2 separate regions of the Homo sapiens genome follow, and region 1 is linked to region 2. Evidence: chromatin contacts called from ENCODE Hi-C data. All regions are on one chromosome and are shown on one strand. Each heading gives the region's core, a stretch centred on a gene start or an enhancer-like site at or near the end of the contact. The rest is flanking DNA. Distances are from core to core; before and after follow the strand shown.

Region 1 (4,716 bases), core at 385-2,884, 990 kb before region 2:
TTTGTTTTTGCAGTTTAGTTATACCTCCGTGTCTTTCTTTGTTCCAGACTTAATTTGTTTCCCTCTCTCTAGTACCCCCTCTTTGTACTTGTTTCTCCTCCTTTTTTGTTTTCCAAGTCTCAATTTTTTTTTTGGAGAACAAAACAGTACTTAAAACCGGTAAGTATAAAGATTTTTTTTCTAACAATACTTTATGCCAAAGTAAGAGAATTCTATGCATTTTAAATGAAACTATCAATTGAAACCATGTTAGAGAACCAGAATGACCCTAAAGTTGAAGTCTGAAAGTGTCACTTGGAAGACTGTGTCCCTTCATCCTCCTGTAGTTAGACATTTCCTCAAACACAGTTAATCAAGAGTATTTTCTTTTAAATGGTTTTGGAACTATCATTGTAGTATCATTTTCTTTTTAGATTATAAATTTAACCTCTCATATTTTAAGTTCAAGACATTTTCACGGACTATCAAGGAATCCTAGCTCATTGGCCTGGCCCTATTTCTGTGGGAAAATGTATTCTCAGTTCCAGACAACCAGTGTTCCTGCAGATTTTTAGGTCCCGTATAAAACGAGAGAACATAGATGAATGAGAGGCATTGTCAGACAAAGCCTGGCACATGAGATCTCAATTAGCATACAGGTTTTAAATTTCCCACATTAAACAGTACATTTTAAATTTCCACTTATGTTAAGCGTGTTGATATTGTGGGTTTGAAAGTAAGTCCCCTCTGAAAAACAGGAACTGTGCTTGTCTGTTACCAGTTCTTGTGGTCGATATGGTAACTATTTTGATTTTTCAGAAGGGAGGAAAAGCAGTTAAATCTAGTTAAAATTAAAACCAGTTAAAATTAACTGGCTCGTGAGATTTCAGTGCAGCTGTTCCACACATAGCAACACTAAGAGTGAGTTGTTTATTACCATGATTAATTATTATTAGTTGTTACTTCTTTTTGAGCAGTGGCATAGATTATTTATATTTTTGGTCTAACCTTGGAAAATAGAAACTGCAAGCGTAGAGAGGTTCCCGTTTGCTAATTTGCATGTACCCTGTTTTTGTTTTTGCCAGGTAGGTGTGTGCATCTCAAGTACACGAGAGTAATTTAGCATGTCAGCACTTTCCTACCAGCAGTGCTTGCTGACTCATGCAGCTGTTGTAGCACTCAGCTGGCCGCACTGTAAACTGCCCATAGTACCAGCACCGCCCTTGGAGAGCTCCGGGCTGCTGGGCTGGTTAGCTACTGGGAGGCTATTTTCAGATCTGTGGTCACTGCTGAGCTGGGTCCTCTTCTCCTGCCAGCAGCCAGACACAGCCTTCTGGTTGCAGGGGAGAAAATTGGACAAATTTCTACCTTTGTAGGGACTGCATAAAGATTCATAGCATTTCTGGATATGCCTCAGGAAAACTTTTTTTTTGCTTCACTTTATTTTTCTGGGAATATTTAAGGGGAGAGGCAAAAGGGGCTGATAATAAATGAAAAGGGAATGTGCTGTTATTTCCTACTAAGATCAGAAAGAGTTTTCATAAACCTTTAACTTAGTTAGGCTTTCTTGGCGTAACTGAAACCTGACCCACTTCTCCCTCAGTGCAAAGCAGTGTGTCCTGAGTAGGGAAGCAGGGGCGAGGGTGCAAGTGACTAGCCTGACATTGTTTTATGTGGCTGAAGTCCCTAAGTGATGACAGCTTTTGTTTATATCCGTTCCCTGTTATTGAGGTTAAAAAACAAAACAAAAAACTTGACCTCAGGTCATTTTAAAGCTAGCATGTATTTTCAGAGATGGTTTCACTGTTTGTTTTCAGAGTTCAGTTTTGCTTATTTTCATCGGAAAGTGTGAAATGTTGCTTTTCTGAGGCTTCTAAATAAACTTCCTTTTGTAGATACAAGTTGATCCAATCATCATAAACTGTCTTGAAAAAGGATGATTAAAGTAAGATCAGCTGGGGAAGGGAAAGCTTTGCACACCCTTGAGGAGTTTGCCTTCTTTTTCTTAAGTTTCAATAAGCATTCTGAAGCAGCTTTGACCAGTAATAAAGAAAAGCCACAGTGACTGTGTGTAACATGATGTTGATGGAAGTTCTTGGTTTCCGCCGATACGAATGACTCATCAGTATCAATAGAATTGTGACTTCTAATAATAACACAGTGCAAGACCTTCAAAACATGTGGTTTTAGCCCTTGCTCTTAGTGAAAGGTTGGAAAATGTTAGTTTGAGCTTTTTTTTTTTAATCTCTTGATTTTGCCCAAGTATAAAGTTGTTTTTTGTAGGAATGATGATCCCCCTGTTGTTTTCTCATCTTACTGTTTTTAGTTTCATTATGATTAAGGAGCCAAACTCAGATCATTTCATCGTTTAGAAATCTCTGCGCTAAGCATCTCCTGTCGGGGCTGTGTTTGAGGGAAATGTGGCTGAAAAGCAAATCCTCCCTGAATGCAGAAAGGAAAATACTGGTGCAGACTACAATCCACTGAGCTGCGTCCCTCCTACACAGCATCTATTGCGGAGGGCTGTGGTATTGCTAAGTAGCCCCATAACCCTGTGAGTCATTGTCAAAGGATTCCAAGAGGAAGGTTAACAGAAAATGCGAGTCAGAGGAAACAGCAGAGTGGAGCAGCTAGCTCAGGAAGAACTGTGCTACCTGCTGAGGGGCTGCCCAGATGTCACCAGGAATTCAGGTGTACGTTCATCTTTTTGCAGCCCATTTCCGTATGTCTACATATGGGGACATTTTTGTTTTTTGTTTAGTTTTGGTTGGTTTTGCTGCAGTTTGGCCAGACTATCAGAGATCACTATCTTAGCTTCGTATCACAGTGGTCTTATCCCAGAGCCTTTGCTTTTTGTATTTTATAGTCAAAGCAACTGAATTTCTAGACTGTAAGACCAACATGTATATTTAACATAATTCTTTTCCTTTCTAAGTGCTTTATTTATTTATTTATTTATTTATTTATTTTGAGATGGAGTCTTGTCCTGTCACCCAAGCTGGAGTGCAGTGGTGCGATCTCGGCCCACTGCACCCTCCACCTCCCAGGTTCAAGTGATCCTCCTGGCTCAGCCTCCTGAGTAGCTGGACTACAGGCACATGCCACCATGCCCAGCTAATTTTTGTAATCTTAGTAGAGATGGGGTTTCACCATGTTTGCCAGGCTGGTCTCGAACTCCTGACCTCAAGTGATCTGCCTGCCTCAGCCTCCCTAAGTGCTGGGATTATAGGTGTAAGCCGCCGTGCCTGGCCAGACCTAAAAAATTCTTATAAAATAGTTCAAAAGTTAAAAATGCATGAGGAGGCCGGGTGTGGTGGCTCACGCCTGTAATCCCAGCACTTTGGGAGGTCGAGGCGGGTGGATCACGAGGTCAGGAGATCGGGACCATCCTGGCTAAAACGATGAAACCCTGTCTCTAGTAAAAATACAAAAAATTAGCCGGGCATGGTGGCAGGCACCTGTAGTCCCAGCTGCTCGGGAGGCTGAGGCAGGAGAATGGTGTGAACCCAGGAAACAGAGCTTGCAGTGAGCCAAGATCGCACCACAGCACTCCAGCCTGGGCAACAGAGCGAAACTCCATCTCAAAAAAGAAAAAAAAAAAAGCATGAGGGGTCTTTCACTTATTGTTGGAAAAAAAAGTGAGTAGGACTTCTGTTCACTGAGTGGTAACTATGGAGAATGAGAAAACAAGCCCAAAGTGGTAAAGACGTTTGTGGCACATAAATAATACTGGTTCAGCACACATGTGAATCAATAAAAAAGCCAGATAACCAAAAAGAAAAATGATACTGTACATTCATATTCTTAAACATGCATTTCACAAAGGAAGAAACCCAATTGGCTAGTAAATATATAAAAAGATGCTCAGCTTCATTAATAAACAAACACATGCAGATTAAAATCATAGTAACATATGATTACACACTCTCTGGATTGGCAGAAATTTTAAAACCTGACAATACCATGTAAGGATGTGAATGAATGGGAGTTTTTGTATTTAGTTGACAGGAGTCTAACTTGGTACAATTATATCGGAAAACAATTTGCTGTTACCTAACCAAGTTCAACCTGCAAATAACTTACAACACAGCCATCTTACCCCTAGGTATACACCTAAGAAAAATGATTACCTATGTGCTTTAAGAAACATGAACAAAACAAAAAATAATTGATGCTGGCAAGGTTATGGAGAAAAAGGAACACTTACACACTCTCGGTGGGAGTGTAAATCAGTTCAGCCATTGTGGAAGACTGTGATGATTGCTCAAAGTCCTAAAGATAGAAATACCATTCAACCCAGCAGTTTCATTACTGTGCATATACCCAAAGGAATATAAATTATTCTAAGACACATACACGTGTATGTTCGTTGCGGCACTATTCACAATAAGCAAAGACATGTAATCAACCTAAATGCCCATCAGTGATAGACTGGATAAAGAAAATGTGGTACATACACCATGGAATACTATGCAGCCATAAAAAAGAATGAGATCATGTCCTTTGCAGGGACATAGATGGAGCTGGGGGCCATTATCCTTAAGCGGACTAACACAGGAACAGAAAACCAAACTGCACATTCTCACTTATAAGTGGGAGCTAAATGATGAAAACGCATGGACATATAGAGGGGAACAACGGACACTGAGACCTATTAGAGGGTGGGAAGAGGGAGAGAATCAGGGAAAATAACTAATGGATACCAGGCCTAATACCTGAGTGATGAAATAATCTGTA
Region 2 (4,274 bases), core at 1,052-3,551:
TGAAGTGTGTTTCTTTAATACCTAGTTTATTAAGAGTTTTTAATAAGGAGTGTTGAATTTTATCGAAAGCCTCTTGTGCATCCATTGAGATAATAATGTGGCTTTTGTCTTTAGTTTTATGTGATGAATCACATTTATTGATTTGCGTATGTTAAACCAAACTTGCATCCTGGGATTGAAGCCTACTTGATTGTGGTGGATTCACTTTTTGGTGGGCTGCTGGATTTGGTTTGCAAATATTTTGTTGAGGATTGTTTGCCTCAATGTTCATCAAGGATATTGGCCTAAAGCTTTCTTTTGTGTGTGTGTGTGTTTCTGCCAGGTTTTGGTATCAGGATGATGCTGGCCTCATAGAATGAACTGGGGAGGAGTCCCGCCTCCTCAATTTTTTGGAATAGTTTTAGTAGGAATGGTACCAGTTCTTTGTACATCTGGTAGAATTTGGCTGTGAATATATCAGGTCCTGGGCCTTTTTTTTTTTTTTTTTTTTTGGTTGGTACGCTATTTATTATTGATTCAACTTCAACTTCGGAGCTCATTATTGGTCTATTCAAGGAATCAATTTCTTCCTGGTTCACTATTTGGTTTGGGGTGTGTATGTGTCCAGGAATTTATCCATCTCTTCTAGGTTTTCTAGTTTGTGTACACAGAGTTGTTCATGGTAGTCTCTGATGGTTATTTGTATTTCTGTGGGGTCAGTGGTAACATCCCCTTTGTCATTTCTTTTTGTTTTTTTTTGCGACAGAGTCTCACTCTATCACCCGGGTGGCGCAATCTCCACTCACTGCAACCTGCGTCTCCTTGGTTCAAGTGATTCTTGTGCCCTAGCCTCCTGAGTAGCTGGGACTACAGGTGTGTGCCACCATGCCCAGCTAATTTTTGTATTTTTAGTAGAAATGGGGTTTCACCATGTTGGCTAGGCTGGTCTCAAACTCATGACCTCAAGCAATCTGCCCACCTCAGCTTCCCAAAGTGCTGGGATTACAGGTGTGAGCCACTGCACCTAGCCCCCTTTCTCATTTCTAATTGTGTTTATTTTGATCTTCTCCCTTTTCTTCTTTATTAGTCTAGCTAGCAGCCAATCCAACCATTTTCATCCAATTATAGCCTTTACCAAGGTAGAATGTTGTCCTGCCCAGGAGGGCATCCACTTTCAGAAGGCTCCAGAAGAACCTGGTCCTCAGGTCAGTCTACCTGTGAGGATCTGGCGTGTGTGTGGAGGGTCCTTCAGCCCTCCTTCTCCCCTGGGCCAAGAAGTAGAATGGAGAAAAGGTACCTAACAGGTAGATCTTGCAGGGAGTAATAGCCCAAATCATCTCACTCAATGCATTGAAGAGCCGATGGAAAATAGTTTCTTGCTTGTCTTCACAGTCACTTATATAAGAAGAACCTTGATGTGACCAAGATCCGGAAGGGAAAGCCTCAGCAGCTTCTCAGAGTGGACGAGCACGACTTCAGCATGAGACCCGCCTTCGGAGGTAGGACTGTTCTTCCTTGATGCCAGGTGGGAGGTTGGCCCCAGGGATGTGATGTGCTGCCCTCTCTGGCTCCCTCTGGCACAGCGCTTCCTCAGATGGTGCAATTTTCCCACTCACATAAATCTGACTCCATTTCCTGAGTCCCTAATTTTCCCAAGGAGAAAAGAGCAGGAAGTAGTGGAGAGGGCCGTTGACTAAAGAGGGCCCACCAGTGACTAAGCCATTTACATTCACAAAGGAGACAGGCCCTGCAGCTGCCAACTTTTTTGTCCTACAAATATAAGAGCAGGCAAGGAGAATCAGGACACAAAATAGCTCCTCTGTCATTTTTATAGAGGAAGAGGCCCATGAAGGCAGAGGTGCCCAGGATCCTCAAAAGTCCTAGTGTGGCCCTCCCTCTGCACTATTTTGGCATGTGTGTGTGTCTGGGTGTGAGTGGAATTCTGAACAAGGCATTGCAACTTTGTTGCCATGACTACCTGGGAGTTTGCTGTTTTGATGGAGTCACCTGTTTTCCAGTGCAGCAACAAGAGCTTAACTCATTACAAAGATTTCTTGCACACCTGCCCCCAAAGGTGCTCTGTTAGTCTTGGGGTCAGGGAGGGGAGGCATGGCCAGTGGGTGTCCTTCCCAGGAACTAGAGAAATGCTATGGAGAAGGTGGACAGTGTCTTAGTCAGTTCTGGCTTTCACACAAAACACCATAGATTGGGCAGTTTATAGACAATGGAAACGTATTTCTCATGTTTCCAGGGGCCGGAAGTAAGATCAAGGTGCCAACAGTTTCCATGTGTGCTGAGGGCCCACTTTCTGTTCATAGACGGTGCCTTCTCACTGTAACCTCACATAGTGGGTGGGGCAAGGCAGCTCTCTAGGGCCTCTTTTCTAAGAGCACTAATCCCACTGGTGAGGGCTCCACCCTCAGGATCTCATCACCTTCCAAAGGCCCACTTCCTAGTACCATCCCATTGCGGGTTAGGATTGCAACATACACATTTGTCAGGGACATAAACATTCAGGCCATAGCAGCTGGGAAAGGAATCAGTCATCTGCTCTGACTAGGCAGAGAGTGGGGTAAGAATAGCAGAATGTATGAGATCCCTGGGCCAACTTTCCTCTCCTCTTGGGGAAACTGAGGCACCAAGAATTTCAGTTGATGAACCTTGGCCAAGACAGACCCAGGCGGGCTGGCTTCCCTTTTTCCTTTTTCTCTGCCCTTGATCCTCTAGTAGGTCCTATCATTCTGGGGCAGTAAAAAGGAGTAGCTGTGACCTCCAGGCAGGTCACCAATCCTTTGAGCCTCCATTTGTTTGTTTATAAAATGGGGAGAGTAATCCCCACATATGGGGTTGTTGTCCAGATTAAACAAGATAATGTATGTAAAACCCCTGACAGACATTTGTTCCTGTCCCCTCTGAAAAACCCAGCTGCCAGACCTTCCTCTTGTGTGACTGTTAAGGGATTAAGAAATTAATTTATCCCAGAAGCCTATGCATTTTAAAAGGCCTCAAAGCCTCCCACTAAATTCCCTGAGCTCTGACACCTGCTAAGCAGAAGGAGAAAAGCAGGTGGCAGATTACAGGCCTGTGACTCATCTCCCTTCCAACCGCAACCTGATTGACGCCCACGGAAGGTCAAGAAGAGGCCACCATATTTCTGGTAGCTCTTGGGTTTCCTCGGGGATTCGTCATGGGCAAGCCTGCCAAGGAATTTTACGAAAATAAAGTTATACTAATAAGCAGCTTTAAAATAGCTACATCTGCTCCAGGAAGTCTAAGCAAGGCGTCCCCAAAAGCAAGAAGCTCCACTTTTCTTGCACAGCAACAGTTAAGAGCATAGAGGCGTACAGTGGCTAGGAAACACAATAACCAACAATAACATGCATGACAACTACCACTTTTTTTTTCGAGACGGAGTTTCACTTTGTCACCTAGGCTGGAGTGCAGAGGCGCAATCTCAGCTCACTGCAACCTCTGCCTCTCAGGTTCAAGCGATTCTCCTCCCTCAGCCTCCTGAATAGCTGGGATTGCAGGCATGCACCACCATGCCTAATTCTTTTGTATTTTTAGTAGAGACAGGGTTTCACCATGTTGGCCAGGCTGGTCTTGAACTCCTGACCTCAAGTGATCCACCCACCTCAGCCTCCCAAAGTGCTGGGATTACAGGCGTGTGCCACTGTGCCCAGCCACAACTACCACTTTCATAGGGATTTTTTTTTATGCCAGGCACCATTCTAATCAAGGTACATATATATATGTAATCTTATTTTAATCCTCTCATCAGTTCTACAAAGTAGATACTATTATTGTCCCCAGATGAGGAAACTGAGGCACAGAGAGGTGAAGTAAATGTCCCAGGTCAGCTGAGGTTGGACCCCCCTCCTAGCTGGGTCCCTTTCTTGTCTCCTACTTGCATGTCTTGGCGCAGAGCTGACATATTCATTAGGCGGCATAGGCACACTGCCTGGGGCCCACAACAAAATGTTTTTGCTTTATCTTAAAATAAGAAAAACAAACTTTTAAGCAGAAGTTGTTTTAATATATACTATTAATATGTTCATCATTAAACCAACACAATCATAAAATATGCTTTTTGATATTTTTTTATAGAGGAAGAGGCCCATGAAGCAAAAGTGCCCAGGGTCCTCAAAAGTCATAACGTGGCCGTGCCTCAGTGTGGTCTTTTGTGGGTGTGCACCGAGTGTGGGTGCTATTCCGAACAATGTGTTGTACCTTTTTACCCAAGGCTAGTGATGCTATCAGGAGCCTGGGCCATCACCTGGTCAGTACCTTCAGTA

What was found. A loop is a pair of places that touch in the nucleus more often than their neighbours do. Pooled maps may share reads with other maps.
Region 1: a map of endothelial cell of umbilical vein shows a loop between it and region 2 (25-fold over the local background). The contact joins two enhancer-like sites. A Hi-C loop is called at or near these places in 1 of 168 maps with a recorded cell type or tissue (endothelial cell of umbilical vein), 5 of 37 single-sample maps with no recorded cell type and 8 of 50 pooled maps.

The regions. Positions count from the first base shown.
Region 1 is chr6:90,282,240-90,286,955 of GRCh38, reverse strand. All of the region lies in intron 1 of BACH2 (BACH transcriptional regulator 2), which reads left to right. Among named protein-coding and RNA genes, the nearest start is that of BACH2, 12 kb to the left of the region's middle. RefSeq lists an enhancer at 910-1,410. Within about 2 kb of position 1,634, at least 33 of the 41 ENCODE cell types and tissues checked have a DNase peak (open chromatin) inside an H3K27ac peak, as active enhancers do; they include endothelial cell of umbilical vein, where a contact is called at or near this core.
Region 2 is chr6:89,296,963-89,301,236 of GRCh38, reverse strand. It overlaps GABRR2 (gamma-aminobutyric acid type A receptor subunit rho2), which reads left to right. Exons shown (of 9, transcript NM_002043.5): 2 at 1,372-1,478. Among named protein-coding and RNA genes, the nearest start is that of GABRR2, 16 kb to the left of the region's middle. RefSeq lists enhancers at 2,518-2,587, 3,014-3,323, 2,709-3,908. Within about 2 kb of position 2,301, at least 17 of the 41 ENCODE cell types and tissues checked have a DNase peak (open chromatin) inside an H3K27ac peak, as active enhancers do; they include endothelial cell of umbilical vein, where a contact is called at or near this core.